Linked DNA regions of Homo sapiens: regions 1 and 2 are each linked to region 3. A link is a loop called in an ENCODE intact Hi-C map of the cell type or tissue named here. Cell type or tissue: heart right ventricle. All regions are shown on one strand. Links, peaks and the distances in the headings refer to the core of each region. The heading gives the core; the rest is flanking DNA.

Evidence for each region. Hi-C counts contacts between places; a loop is a spot of excess contacts. Peaks named below come from ENCODE experiments on the same cell type or tissue, not always from the same donor. Only the 100,000 strongest peaks of a DNase experiment are listed, where the experiment ranks them.
Region 1: a loop joins it to region 3, with 4 times the contacts of the local background. A loop is called at or near these places in 9 of 110 quality-filtered maps.
Region 2: it touches region 3 in a loop (2.6-fold over the local background); 9 of 110 quality-filtered maps call a loop at or near these places.

What each region holds. Positions count from the first base shown.
Region 1 is chr18:49,160,005-49,165,093 of GRCh38, reverse strand. It overlaps DYM (dymeclin), which reads left to right. Exons shown (of 18, transcript NM_001353214.3): 15 at 1,307-1,409. Among named protein-coding and RNA genes, the nearest start is that of MIR4744, 110 kb to the right of the region's middle. RefSeq lists a silencer at 3,187-3,246. In heart right ventricle, for the core only: a CTCF peak has its summit at 2,389; no DNase peak of the experiment used is centred there.
Region 2 is chr18:49,183,326-49,188,414 of GRCh38, reverse strand. All of the region lies in intron 14 of DYM (dymeclin), which reads left to right. Among named protein-coding and RNA genes, the nearest start is that of MIR4744, 140 kb to the right of the region's middle. RefSeq lists enhancers at 757-1,256, 1,257-1,758. In heart right ventricle, for the core only: no CTCF peak of the experiment used is centred there; a DNase peak (open chromatin) is centred at 2,634.
Region 3 is chr18:48,709,363-48,714,451 of GRCh38, reverse strand. It overlaps CTIF (cap binding complex dependent translation initiation factor), which reads right to left. Exons shown (of 12, transcript NM_014772.3): 7 at 2,757-2,833. Among named protein-coding and RNA genes, the nearest start is that of MIR4743, 41 kb to the right of the region's middle. In heart right ventricle, for the core only: a CTCF peak has its summit at 2,381 (motif pointing left); a DNase peak (open chromatin) is centred at 2,341; H3K27ac peaks cover 2,500 bases.

The sequences.
Region 1 (5,089 bases), core at 971-3,470, 450 kb before region 3:
TTATAGTATGTCTTTTTTGTATCCTTTTGTTAACTTGTCTGTATCTTTAAATTTACAAATGTGTCTCTTTTAAACTGCACATGGTTGGGTCTCGCTTTTTTATCCAGTCTGAAAATCTCTGACATTTAACTGGAGTGTTTAGTGCATTTATATTTAATGTAAATCAACTGTATTCTTTGAAGATTGTTTGTTTTGCTCTATTAGGGTGCCTCTTAGAATAAAGTAATTTGCACTCTAGAATAGAATAGTCTGACTCCTAAAGCATGGCCTTTCTAAGCATTCAACTAAATGTTCATGTTCATTGATTTTTATCTTCTGGCTGGTTGGAGCTCCAATATCCCTCAGTCTGTTATGGTCCCCAAAATCTCTGTTTAATTTACAGCTCCTGGGTAGTTGTTTACTGCCACACCTTGTGGAGTCTTGCTCTGCACATTACAGCTTAACATTTATACAAACATTCAAGAAGACACTTGGATTTCTGGACCTGCTTTCTGGAAATTCTCTCCTCTCTAGTATTCCACCTTGCAAAATGCAGTTGCCACAGCAGTGTTAAATTCCTCTCTCTGCCTTAGCTCAGCACAACACTGCTGTGTACTCTTTGGGTCCCACCTTCCTGGACCATAGTCTGCAATGTTCCTCGAGACAGAAGCTCACCATTATGGGGCTCATCTTCATCTCCCTTTTGTTAGGGATTATAATCCTTTACTTCACATGTTGTGTTACATCTGAAAACAGTTGTGTCATTTTTTTTTTTTAGTTTTCAGTTAGTGATAGCAGGAGAGTTAGTCCAGTATCAGTTAATCTGTCATGGCCAGAAGCAGAAATCTTATAAAACATTTTGAATCATTATTTTTGAGAAATAAAGCTATAATACAGAACCATAGACTCTGTATGACAGTAGAGAAATAATCTTGTCCAACACACTTTTTCAGAAGATGAGAAAATACACAAGCTCAAGTGACTTGTAGTAGATTGCACTATGAGTTAGTCATAGTCTACATCTCAGGTTTTTGCCACTATTCTTTTCCCTATAGTAATCTTATGAAAAATGCTCCTGTGTTTGAAACATAATTTTAAACTGTCATTAAAAAATTTTTTAGAATTCTTATGATTTAAACATCCTCCCCACTCCTTTTTTCTTACATAAATACTATTATTAATCTTGCTGTTAACACAGGCATGAAGAAAGAATCATTTACAAGTATATTTTAGAATAATTGACATGCTGTGGAACTATATATTTCCACAGAAGACAGAAAAGAAAACAGTTCCTTTAATATAATTGGTTTTTTGTTTGTTTTTCCAGTTTATTTTCTTTGCTGTCTAAAAAACACAACAAAGTTCTGGAACAAGCCACACAGTCCTTGAGAGGTTCGCTGAGTTCTAATGATGTTCCTCTACCAGATTATGTAAGTAGTTACCTTATTCATCAATAAAAAATTTTCCTTTCAGCCAGGCACAGTAACTCCTGCCTGTAATCCCAGCACTTTGGGAGGCCGAGGCAGATGGATCACTTGGTCGGGAGTTCAAGACCAGCCTGGCCAACATGGTGAAACCCCATCTCTACTAAAAATGCAAAAATTAGCCGGGTGTGGTGGTGCACACCTGTAGTCCCAGCTATTTGGGAGGCCGAGGCAGGAGAATCACTTGAATCCGGGAGGCAGAGGTTGCAGTGAGCTGAGATCATGCCCCTGCACTGTAGCCTGGGTGACACAGTAAGACTCTGCATCTCAAAAAAATAATAAATAAATAAATTATTTCATTGTAAAATTTATAATAGCATTACCCCTCTCTTCTCAAGATTTTACTGTGCTGAAAATCTTTGCTGCCCAAGAAACCTCTAATATGCAAATAGAAGAATGATGTCTCAAATCAAGGGAACAAGTTGTAAATGATTGTTAACAAGTGGTTGAAGAAAATCAACCTTAAACCAATAATTTGTACATAATTAAGAATCTTTATATCTGAGTTGAGAAACCCACTCAAGCTAATAACACAAAAACAAAAGCAGGGATGATTTTATAGGAAGTATGCAAAGATTCCTTATTGAACTTAAGGGGAGCAAGTACACCTGGATTTCCCAGAGATCTGGAACCTAAAATTGAAAAGCCATTGGGTCCTGTTTTGGGGGTCATTTCGTTTCTGGTCTCTGCTTCCTTTTGCTTCTGCTTTATTCTGCTGCTGCTTTCTACCATCCAGGTTTATCTGTTTGCTTACTTGGACCTAAAATAGCAACCCCAGCCCTTCCTCTTCTTCCCTCCAACCTTGTGAGTGCAGTGCCTTTAGCTGTCTTAAAGTCTTAAAGTCCTCATTCTCAATTCCTGAGAAAGAGAATCTAATTGGCTCTGCTCTCATCAGGGTGTGACTCCAGTCTTACCAGACATGGTCAGAAGAGAGCAGCAGTAACATGTGGCCTTTGTTCCATCCACCTTAATGACGAAGAGTTTATTACCAACTGCTACGGTTGAATGTGCCATCCAAAACTCATGTTGAAACTTAATCCCCAGTGTGGCAGTATTGAGAAGTGGGACCTTGAATAGGTGATTGGATCCCTTATAAATGGATTAATGAATTCATGGATCAATAGATTAGTGAGTTAATGGATTAATAGGTTAGCATAGGAGGGGAACTAGTAGCTTTATAAGAAGAGGAAGAGAGACTTGAGCTAGCATGTTAGCATGCACTGTGTGATACCCTGCATCATCTTGGGATGCCACAGAGAGTCACCACTAGCAAGAAGGTTCTCACCAGCTGCATCTCCTTGACCATGGCCTTCCCAGCCTCCATAACTGTATAAATTCCTTTTTCTTTATAAATTACCTAGTTTCAGGTATTCTGTTCTAACCGACAGAAAATGCACTAAGACATCACCTGACCTTAGAGGATGCTGATGGAATAGAATAGAAACAGCACAGGGGTGAGCATAATATAATAATAGGAAAGAGAATGTGTTATAAATTTTCTTAAAGTAGTGTGACTACCTGTGACATTTCTTATATTTTGGAATATGGCTTTGATGAAGATGCTAAAAATTATCTTGCCATTAACCACAGGAGAAGTTCATCAAGTTCTAATAAGGACAGCTCTAAATCTCCAGACAACAACATAGTGGATTGGTATTTAGAAACTTTATTAGAGAACTCTTTAGTTCTGAGTTTGCAGTGATGATGCATACCAGACAGCTGTAGAGTTGCCTTGCTTCTTTCCTGTGGTTTGTTTCATTTCTAAATGGTTGTCCTGATATGAGACTGTGGGAACAGTACCCAGTCCAGATATCAGTCAATGATAAACAAAGATAGCTGTGTGCAGCCACAGCCTGACTGGTGCTAGTTTTTTCTCGTGTGTGTGTGGGTATGTGATGTCACAATCTGTCATCCCCTTAAGGTATTAAGTTTATAATTCCAAAATGTATCTTTTAAGATTTTCCTGTTAAGTTGAATGTTCTAATTTTTTAATTAGCATAACAGCTCGCTTAATTCTACACTTGCCATACCTGTGATAAGAAAAATATATCTAGTAACTGTTTAGAAACCCTATCGGGGCCAGGGTGGCAATGGGGAGTTGGGTTTACCAAAAACTTGAATTTGGGTCATCTGCAAATGTTTTGTTATTTATAAGCAATTATTATTTGATTTATGTAGTATTCCTGTGCCATTTACTCCACAAAAATGTGTTGAATATGTATAGTTCTGAAGTTCTGATGTTGCCTTAGTAGCATTCTTCTTTAATCAGAGATCTATAAAATTAATATTTGAGGAAATAGGTCATATTTACTGGTATTTGCCAACCATGGAGGTAATTATGCCATGATAGGACAATTTGAATTTGTAACAGTCCTGTGAATTCTGCTACTGAAGTTTACAGATTTTAGAGTCACTGATTGAATATTTTCTTCTTGTATAAAATTTTCACTAAGTAAAAATGAATTTCTTAAAGCATCTGCTTCTAGAAATAGTGGGAAAATTCCATTTGGAATCTGTCATTGACAATCCTTTTTTTTTTTTTTCTTAACATTTATGTGTATGAGACTTTGTAAATCACAACATTTTCCAAATGGGTTTATGAACTTGAATTTTGCTGCCTTTTCTCAGATTTAATTGAAGAGAATGGTTAGCACTGATTCAGTAGGAGAGATGACTGTGAATCACTCCTGATAGAGACCTGAAAGGTGATTAAACAAACAGCAGTAACCTTAAAAATAAGCACCGTTGTATGTTCTTTCATGATACTTCAATGTTTTGTTGGTCATTCCCATTGCTCAAAACACTGTTGTATAAGTGATTTACACATTTGAAACCATTTTCTCTTTTACATTAGTCATTAACTGGGAAAATGAACATGTTCCTTCCTTTTCTTTCACAGAAGTTTTACTTAAGTACCTTTGCCAGTAACCACATAAAATTCTGTGTCCTGGACTAATGCTTTAAACCACTTGTTGGTAAAAGATGAAAAAGGAAAATGAGAAGGTCTTAATGCAGCAGTGGATTCCTAGATGTGTACTTTTTTTTTTTTTTTTTGAGACAGAGTCTCACGACGTGTACTTTCTACACCAAGACTGAATGTACTGTATTAGCAGAGTTTGAATAAGTACTTAAAAATAAGGACATGTTTTTCTTCTCACTGTAGTACATAGAGTACTTTCAGTCTACCTAGAGATTTCTAAGTTTATTAAGAAAATGTTTATCCTCATTATACTGTATAATTCACAAATCAGTTGAGTAACAACATAGAAAGCTAATCGCAAGTTCCAAAAACATTAGTATTAGTACTTTAGTGCAACTATGTTGGTCTGAACATCTCTAGGGAAACCTGAAACCTTCAACTGAGTTCCAGATAATGAGGAAACTGCCCTGGCTGTTTAAGGGGAAATAAAACAAAAATTGTACTCAAGCCTGTGGGGGGAGAGAATGCCACTACAGGGGCAGTAAGGGAGTTTAAGAAAGCAAATAAAGTTCCATTGACTTGGCTTTGCTTTGGTGTTTGTATGATCAGGATTACATACAATTTAATTCAGTGACTAACAGGGACAGGAGAGAATTGTTAAAGGAGAATCTTTCAACAGATTTTTTTTTAATAAAAATGAACTGAA
Region 2 (5,089 bases), core at 1,489-3,988, 470 kb before region 3:
TCTGTGTGTCACAGACTGCCCCTGACAAGGTATATTAAGAATATGCTCCTTCTGTGCTACATTGTCTAGCTGTGATGGGCCTCATAAAACAAAATGGACAGAACCAGGACCCCCTGGATGAAGTACTTCTACTTCCCACCTCATATGAATCTTTTCTTTAAATGAAACCAAGTCAGTTTGTGTTAATTTGAAATGCCTTCTCCACAGTCAAACTGGTGGTGGTTTTGTTCTGCCATAGTGATAATGCTACCCCCCAAACAGCCAAATGAACGCTTAAAATGATTGCTTTATAGTTAACTCAGCTCTGGGATATTTGTATTCTTGGATTTCAGTTTGTTGGCACACAACTTAAATCACTGCTTTTTACGTATTGGGGAATGTATATCCTTATTTGAGTAGTGCTTTTTAACTTCAAGAATGAAAAAGAATCAATAAGTTGTTTTTTTCAGAGGATGAGGTGGCCTTATTGATTTATAACGTGTGGAAGTTTGATATCTCTCTCCATAATCAAAACCACAGAACTCACTTTCTCAATACCTATTGTGTTTTTTAGCATAAAGAAGCCATATGTATTATCATGTTATTTTTCCTAACATGGTTCTGTAGGTGATAGTCTCTGATTTTGTACATTTAGAAAAGTGAATTTTTCCCTCTTACATAACCAAATGACATTTCTTCTGGTGGTCTATATTTATATAAATACAATAGTTATTTTCTGGCCTATTAATATTTGTTACTCAAATATTTGGGGAGAGTTTCATTCTCATTCTGTTATTTTTAGATATATTATCATCCCATTAAAAATATCTTTCTGATGTCCTATTTCAGCTTTGAATTTTAATTCCTTGTATTTGTCTTAAACTGTGATGTTCAAAAATCAGTGTTACCTAGAATTAATTGTCTTGTTTAATGTACAATTCTGCTGAAAAATATGTTAATGGGATTTCTAATGCCTTAGCTCATTATACTAGCTCACTAAATGTATAGTGTTTGGCCCAAAAGTGACAGCTTTCCATGTGTGCTATTTTGTTTATTTATTACTGTCCTTACTGTCAATGTGAACAAATGAGCACAGAGTTGATACTCAGAATTGGGCAAGTTGTAGGTGTTAGGAGCAGGACAAGACCAGATCTTCACTTCACCCATTTTCCCCATGAGATTGCAAGAGTAACTTTTCTTAGACTGTGTACCAGCAGCGGCCGGGCGCAGTGGCTCACACCTGTAATGCCAGCACTTTGGGAGGCCGAGGCGGGCGATCATGAGGTCAGGAGATTGAGACTATCCTGGCTAACACAGTGAAACCCCGCCTCTACTAAACATACAAAAAATTAGCTGGGTGTGGTGGCAGGCGCCTATAGTCCCAGCTACTCGGACGGCTGAGGCAGGAGAATGGCGTGAACCCAGGAAGCGGAGCTTGCAGTGAGCCGAGATCGCACCACTGCACTCCAGCCTGGGTGACAGAGACTCCATCTCAAAAAAAAAAAAAAAAAAAAAGAAGATTGTGTACCGGCAGTGAATATATGATCTCCCTTTTGACAATCGGATATTCACAACTGAGCGTTTGTCCCTATGTCCTCTGAAAGTGATGGTTGGATTTATAATTTTTTAGCAAGATCCCTCTGGATTATGCGTGCATTTTTGGTTACTAGATACAGATATACCTGAAAGCCCTACTTTTACATTGTAAAGTTTGTTAGAATTCACATTCTCTTCGGTGTGAGTGAAGATGGTGAACCTCATAGTAGTGTAAAAATAATAAAAAATGTTTCAAATCTGAGCCTCAAAGAGGTTGGCCTGATGGATTCAGTCCATAAATAGGACAGGTGGGTGGATGGATGATCTTAGGTAGGCTTACTGACTAAAGTGACTTTTAAAGAAGTTTTTGGAGGACAGACCTTTGGTGGATTAATAGGTTTGTTCCAAGCGTAGGGGGTGGCATAAAAGAAGATATAGGCAATAGTGGGCGAGAGAGACAAAGGATTCATTTAGGAGAAGACAACAGGGAATGGGACAGGATGTGGGAGGAGATGAGATCAGACATAAGAATTGGAAAAGAGTTGTGGACCATTTAAAGACAAGAAAAAAAGTTGTGCTTTAAATGTTGAGAGCCAACACTGATTAGAAGTGTGTTTGAACATATACTCCCTCTAAAAGAGAGAATGCTAGCAGTTCAGTAAGTTTCATTGTTTAATAAAAAAAGACAGTGGGCAGAGCAAAAAATAAAGTGATTATTAAGTGAGTGATTATATAATTTATGATCCAAACCTGGTCACTTTAAGAGAGTGAAAGGGATACTATTTAGTGAGACAAAATGTGTAAACTGGGACTGGACAAATCAAGATGTGGTTATCCCATTATTATTAAATAATGACTTGGAATTCATTAATAGATCACAAAGACAGGAAAAATTAAAATCCTGAGTTTTGAAAGTGACACATCGTAATAATCCTTTAAAAACTAAACAGGAAGGTGTCAGATTTTGGTCAGGACAAGCAGAAACAGTTGCTGAGGTTGATAGACAAATGTTGGTGTTTTCATAGCATTGTGCATATGGTGCTTAGGCTATGAGTCAGGCTGCCTAGGCTTGAGTTCTAGTTCTGCCACTGACCAGCTGGTAATCTTCAGCAAGCAAGTTGGGAATAACAGGGAAACCTGCCCCTCTGGGTTGAGGCCAGGATTAAACGAGGCCATGTGTACACGCAAAATACTTTGCACAGTACATGTCACATGCTAAGCACTCACATGTGGCTATTATTTTTTTCTACTATTACTACAATAACAACTACTTTTTATACATTAGCAGTTAGCATATTTTCAATTTAAAGATAAATACTTTAAGCTTTCTGATGTTGTTGTGAGCTTTCTGCCTTTTATTTCTAGCAATATTTCAGTAATTGATGAAATAAATTCGAAAAACTGTTTTTCATTCCAGCTTTAATATTATGAAGCTCACATTACAACTTCTACCTGTCTAGACTGTTCTTACTTTTCATAAGTAGACAAGTTTCCACAGTCATATAATAGAATTATTGAATACAGTAATTCTCATTTTACATTCAAGTAAGTCTTAAAGATGTAATTTTTAGCAGCATTGTGTTTTTCAAATCCAATTCCTGCTCTGTAGCAGATAGGTTCTGTTGTTGCTATAAATGATAGCTGAATAGTAATCATTTAATTTTCTCTTTTAAGAAAGATGAAACTTTTCTTGGGGATGGGGGATGGTTCTTGGCAAACAAAAATGATGTGATTTAGGTCTTTTATAGAAATTCATGAGATTACTTGTAATTCAACTTGAACATGTCCTTCTTGTATTTATTGTTCCTTTTTATTGAAATACTCTTTCTCAAGATTGTGCACAACTCACACACACACAGCATCTTCAGGTCTTTGCTTAAATGACACCTCCTCAGTGAAGCCTTCCCTGACCACCCCTTCCAAAAACTAAAGCCTCCTTCTAGCACTCCTCATTCCTTCTGTAGCTTTATTTTATAATGTCATAAATGATGGTTATTTTAGAAGCCCTGTAATAGTTCTTCTTACCTCTGAGATATATGCGGTGGTCCCCCATTATCCTCGTTTTGTTTTCTGGGGTTTCAGTTACCCACAATCAAATGTAGTCTAAAAATATTAAATGGAAAGTTTCAGAAATAGAAAATTCGTAAGTTTTTAATTGTGCACTGTGCTGCATAGTGTAATTAAATTTTGCCGTGTCCCACCTGGAATGCGAATCATCCCTTTGTGTAGTGTATCCCTGTTGTATATGCGACCTGCCCATTAGTCACTTAACAGCCATTACTTAGCAGCCATCTCAGTTATCAGATCAAAAAACCATAGTATATATTGGGTTTGCTACTATCCATGGTTTTGGGAATCCACTGGGGGTCTTAGAATGTATCCCCCGTGGATAAGGGGGGAATACTGTATTGCTGCAGTATCTCTGAACTCTGACTCTGTGATGGAATAAGGGTTTGCACTTCTCTACTACCTCAGTAACCCAGTCCTTAGGGAATTGAGCTTTCTTTTATAATTAGTTTGCTTGTAAGAGAACTTATGGAATGTCTAATCTTAGTTGGGAGTGAGTTGTGGCCTTGGCTAAGGATGAAGTGACAATACTCTTTCAAGCATAGCCCTCTGGAGAAAAGGCCACTTCCCTTCCCCCGCCAAAAAAAAAAAAATTTTGTTTTTTGTTTTTTTGTTTTTCCCAACAGAAGAGTTTTTACTACTGGAGACCCAAGAGCCCTAACTTGCTTTTTAGTGGGAAGAGAGGAACTGCCTCATCTTAAACACATCCCTATGTATATTAGTCAGCTCAGGCTCATAACAAAATACCATAGACTGAGTGGCTTAAACAACAGAAGTTTATTTTCTCACTGTTGTAGAAACTGGAAGTCCAAGATCAAAGTGCCAGTAGGGTGGGGTCTAGTGGGGTCTGGTGAGGGCCCTCCCCTTGGGCTGCAGATGGCTGCCTTCTCACTGCGTGTTCACAAGGCCTCTTCTTAGTACGTGCACAGAGAGAGAGATCTGTGGTGTCTCTTTGTATGGAGACACTAATCCTTTTGGGTCAGAGCCTCACCCTTATGACCTCATTAACCTTAATTATTTCCTTATTCCAAATACAGCGATACTAGAGGTTAGGGCTTCAACATAGGAAATTTGGGGGAGACACATACATTCAGTCCCTAACACTGTGCATCCCAAATTATTTCTGAGTTCAGTTCAATTAAATAAACATTTTTTGAGACCCTGTTAAATGTACAGGCACTACGCTAGGCATCAAAGAGGCAGAAGTGAACTATCCCAGGCTCAAGAACTTAATATTTAGTGAAATAAAATGTATATAATTAACTTGAAAATGTGGTAAATATTTTTCTAAGCTACATTTTGAAGGGTGAATCGAAAATTGCCAGGCAGGTTTGTATAGGGGAGGGAAGTGAGTGTAGGCCAAGCAGTTAACGGAGGAACAGAATGGAGTGTGCAGGAATGATGAGCGGACTGATGTGGAGTGAAGTAAAGAGTGATGGGCACAAATTTAGAAGTGCAGGACTGCCTTGTGGTGTTTGTCCTTCCTGATGGTGCCACAACGTTTTCT
Region 3 (5,089 bases), core at 1,029-3,528:
TCTCCATTCCAAGGAGAGCCACCAAGCCACCAGAGGGATACAGCTGGCCCCTTCCCTTCATATGGTGGGGGGAGATCAGAGGCATGGCACAGATGCTGGCTGTGCCCTTTGTCCACCAAATCTGATTCTGGTCACTTCTCCCTTTGCCACCATGCGTGCCCAGGAAATGCAAGCCCCTCCCAGTGTAGTTTAAGCCCAGAATATTAGGAAGGTGAACCTGCTGCACACAAGTATGGACTTCCAAGGTCAAATATGCAGGTTTGACACTTAGCAAGGCTACTACTATGGGTCATTAGCTGGGAAGGTTAGGGGTCACCTGATAATATTCTGCAGCGGCTCTTTGGGTGGCAGAATCCCACGATTTCCCAAAACAGACTCAGGAGACCCCTGCTTTTAGACAAAAAGGTCCTTAAACTATATGGCTGCCTGCTTTCCTCCTGAAAGTCCCCATCACCTGAGGACTCCACGACAGCTCCAGGCTGTGAGTGAGTAACGGATTCTACCGCATCTAGAAGAGGAATTAGAGCGGGGCGCCCCGACGAGCACACGCTCTGTGTTCAGGCATGGCTGCTGCTCTGACTTGCACAGTGTTGCCCCAAATGGTCAAGATGTTTGCTCCATAAGTCTGTCTTCGGTCTAGCTGAAAACTCTGTTCTTCCATCCAAGCTGACTTCCTCTAGTCTGGGTCCCTGTGGACATGGAGGCAGCGGCCCCTCATCTCTCCGTATAAATCTTTCATGAGTTTCACGGCACGATGTTCCTTCCCTCCGGCCTCCTCTTCCCTGGCCCCAGCCCTCCAGCACTCCTCACAGGACATACTTTCCACCCCTTTAATCATCTTTATTGCCTCACTTTGGACCCTGGCCCGTCCACATCCTTTGGGAGGTGTGCTGACCTAACCCGGACATTGGTGAATGTGAGCGCAGCTCAGCGGAAGCTCGGCTTCCCAGCCGTTGCATGCCGCGCTCCTCTTCCTACATCCCTGGGTCACGCTGCTGCTTTCCGGAGGCCTGCCACTGTCCAGGGTCTTCCTGCTGAGTGAGGTGACCTGGCCCAGAAATGGACATGCAGGCTGACCTGGATGCTGGGTGGCAGCCTGCCATTGCCTGGGCGCAGAGAGGTGGGGCAGAGGGTGACTTCTCATCAGGAAGCTCGGGGACTCTCCACACCTCCCAGACACACACTCTGGGTCTTCCCTGCCATCAGAGACTACAGGGCCAGAGGCAGAGGACATAAAGCCTTTGCTCTCTCTGACACCTCCCAGGCCCCTGTGAACCCTATTCCTCCTTGAGGGGTGCTGCCTCCTTCTTCCCTCTACCAGGAACCCAGAAACCAGGAATTTGCCTCTGTGATGCTGCACAGCAAAAAGGCAGCACACACGATGCGATAAACTGTACTCTGGTCAAGGCAGGAACAGGCCTGGGTCCACCTCTTCCTGCTCAGTGTTCCTTTTTGATGCCTGGTGCTTCTACAGAAAGTGTCTGGTGGTTCTGATTTCTAAGCCAGGACACTGCCTTCTTCCCAAGCTACTTATACATTTGCCATCCTCTGTGAATGTGTTCAGATCCACTTAATCCACCAGTGGATGACAAAGCAGTCTGGGCACCCAGGCCTACATCCACCCTGAGAGTTGCAGTCACCACCTAATAATCCCTATTCAGGGTGTGCATGCGTAGGGAAGGATCAGAGACCCTGGTCTCAGCCTAAGGAGGTGGCCAGCCAGCCTGAGCACAGGCGCCGCTAGGGTTCTGAGCAAGGCATGTCCACCGGCTGTTTCTTGGCCCTCAGAGAACATTCTCTGTTCATTAAAGGTAGAACCAAAAGCCGTCATCTTTATCTAAGAATATATTCCCTATAGAGGAACACCTCATTTTAATTCCTGAGGCATAAGCCTTTTTGTTCGTTCTTTTTTTGGTATTTCCATCCAGAAATAATTTATGCATGTTCAAGCAAAAAATATACTCTAACTCCCCCTTTTGCATAAATGACCACACATAAGAAACATTACTCTGCACCTGAATTTTTTCCACTTAAAATATATCTTGAAGATCTCCCCTTATAAGAAAGCCTTTTTGAAAATAAATGCACACATTCCCAGGATGCTCAATTTCAGCTGCATGTTCTTATCCAGGGCTACCTCATTGCCCCTTTCCTGGCCCCATTGTCACTCGGGAGTCTGAGCTCCACAGGAGATCTCGGTTTCTGCCTTAGTTTAAGTGGGTTCCCCCAGGAATTTGGGAGCAGTAGCATGTGCCATTGCTGATCTGTGTGTTGCCTGTGACAGCAGAGCCAGCACGCATGAGGGACAACCCCCAATGACCAGGGAGGAGGAAAACAGATACTCTTGCACTTGTGAGCTCCAGGAGCCTCCTGGAGGCCATGTCTCAAAACACACAGCCAGCCAGTCCTATTTTCTGAGGACCACTATTGTTGCTTTGAGGTCAGCGGAAACAGCATTTTTCCTCCTGAACTGCAAAGCCTGGTCACTGCCTGACCCCCAGGAAGAGGCAGTGGTGATGGTGGGCTCTCAGCCAAACGCCTGAAGGGAGCCAATCCCTAGGCCAACAAGAGAAGTGGAGCCGCCACTCTGCCCCTGGGGAATCCCCAGCCAGTAACCAACCCACGATGCCACCAACCCCATCTCATCAGGATCAGCTGGTGACTGGGAAAAGCGAAATGCAGGCCAAAGCTGACGTCGCTACAGATGGCAGAAGCAGGAAAGGAAAACCCAAAGCTCACGACGAAGTCTCTCCTACCTTCGATCATTTCTCCTCCTGCGGAACAGCTTCTTGGTGTGTGCGATCTCCACTTCATGGGGCATCGGGTGGTAGCCCTGTGTCATGGGGGGAGGAAGGGGGATCATTAGTAACTCCTGAAAGAGAGCAAAGCACCTCTGGGACTGCACTAAGTACACCAGCATCTAAGACAGAAAGACATCAAGAGTTTGGAGAGACTAGACTCTAACCACCAAATCCAGACTGAAAAAGGAAAAACAGTAGAGTCAATGAACTTCCTACCAGGCAGTGATGCTGGAATTACAGAATCAAAGAACAGTAGGGACAATGAGGACCTTAGAATCCATTATGTCCAAGTCCTTGAATTACAGATGAGACATTCAAATCTGGAAAGATGAACAAGCTGGTTCAAGGTTTTGCAGAAAATGAGCAACAGAGCTGGGGCCAGGTTCTGCAGCTCACTGGCTGTGCATCCCAGGACAAGTTACTTCTCTAAGCACAAGTTCCATAACACAATGGGAATGTTACCCTTCTTCTCTGGGCTGCTAGAGGACCAAGGAGGTGAAGCCTGAAAACCCTAAGCCCTGTGAAGAGGAAATTTGTCTCCTAAACCTAGTCCAGGCACCCCCAGTGAAATTTTTACCCAAGATCTTCTTTCCCTATATTGCCTAGGGAGTATTTAGGAAAACATGGAATTAGCTAAATTACTTTTTCAGCATTACTATCATCATTATTATTATTATTTGAGACAGGGTCTTGTTTTGTCATCCAGGCTGAAGAGCTGTGGTACAAACACGGCTCACTGCAGCCTTGACCTCCTGAGCTCAAGCAATCCTCCTTCCTCAGCCTCCCGTGTAGCCAGTATCATAGGCACACATCACCACGCCTGGCTTGTTTTTTGATTTTTTGCAGAGATGGGGTCTCACTTTGTTGCCCAGGCTCCTTTTTCAACTTTAAAGGAGGAACTGGGGAAAATTCTAAGGATAGTCTTTTGCGTATTGTCATCATGACAGCAACTATTTCTACATCTACATCAAGGTTGGAGAGAGACCCTCTATTTGCAACCCAGGGCAGATCCTGCAAATGCAGGATCACAGGCAGAGCTATTTGCACAAGCTGGGCTGATGGCCAGCTCTGCTCTTACCACCTCTTCCCATCCCTCCTCCAACAGAAAAGTGTGTTCTGGTGTGGACATGGCAGAGAGCACCACCATGCACTACCATTCCATTATGAGCGGCCTGGGGTGGAGTAGGGGGTACCAAGGCTTGGAGTCAAGTGGGAGGGAGTGGTCTGGCTTGGACCTGGGACACCTGGGTATAGGCCTGGATGCAGAGGCCATAGCCTGAGTGTGACTCCCACCCACCTGCAGCGACCTGAGCATGCGCTGGATGACAGGGAGCCACAGGGTCCAGGCTGCTGGAGAGCAGTCAGAGGGGGTCTATTCTGGCCCACTCCCCACCTTACAGGCAGGGAGCCCAAGGCCCAGAGTGGCCACACAGTGAGTTAGAGATCATAGTCCTGTGGGTTACACCCTGTGGTGGGGCACATGCAGCCCTCGGGATTCAGGTTCCATAAAGGAGGGTCCCACTGTTTTGCCTTCACGGGGCTCAGCCCCCAAGCTCATGGGGGAAACTGACCACCCTGGCTATGCTGGGACTGGCCAGTTTTGGGGAGCTTCCCAGAGAGGTAATGGGAGAACAACAGACTCAGGAGGACACAGGGACCTTGGAGTTATGGCCACTTGGCCTGGACTGGATTGAGTGCAGGGAGGGAGCAACACATTTCAAAATACATTTTAATAACAATCCTTTCCTCTCACCCCCGTCTCTCTTGCCTCCAACAATCTAGCCAAGAAAGCATGAATGAATTCCGGGCTCCAGGCAGCCACAATAGGCCTCTGGGGCCTTAGGATGTGCTTTGTTTAATGGTTTTCTCAAAGGATATTATTTGTTTTCTTTAATACAAAACACAAATAAGGAAAAACACCAAGTCTTCCCCTCTCGTTTCCCCTCTCCCACCCTGACTAGGCTCTGGGCTGGCCCCCTTCCCTCTTTCCCTCCCTCCCTGCCTCTCCAGGTCACTTCAGGAACACACCGGGTGTGCCCCAAGGAGACAATGGACAGGAAGCCGAGGCTCCCTACCGGCGGCGGCAGGGACTAGGATCTCGGCTCTGAGGCCGGGCAGAGGGAACTGGCCATAGCCCCTAGTGTAACACGAGCCCAGGGGGTGCCAGCCTCCTCGGTGTGGGCCTCCAGCCCTGGGCTCTAACCTACCTCCTGGCCTCCTTACCTGCACACAGGCAGCAGCCATGGGGAGCTAACCCTGTCCCAAGACTCAGTGTGGCTCAATGGGGC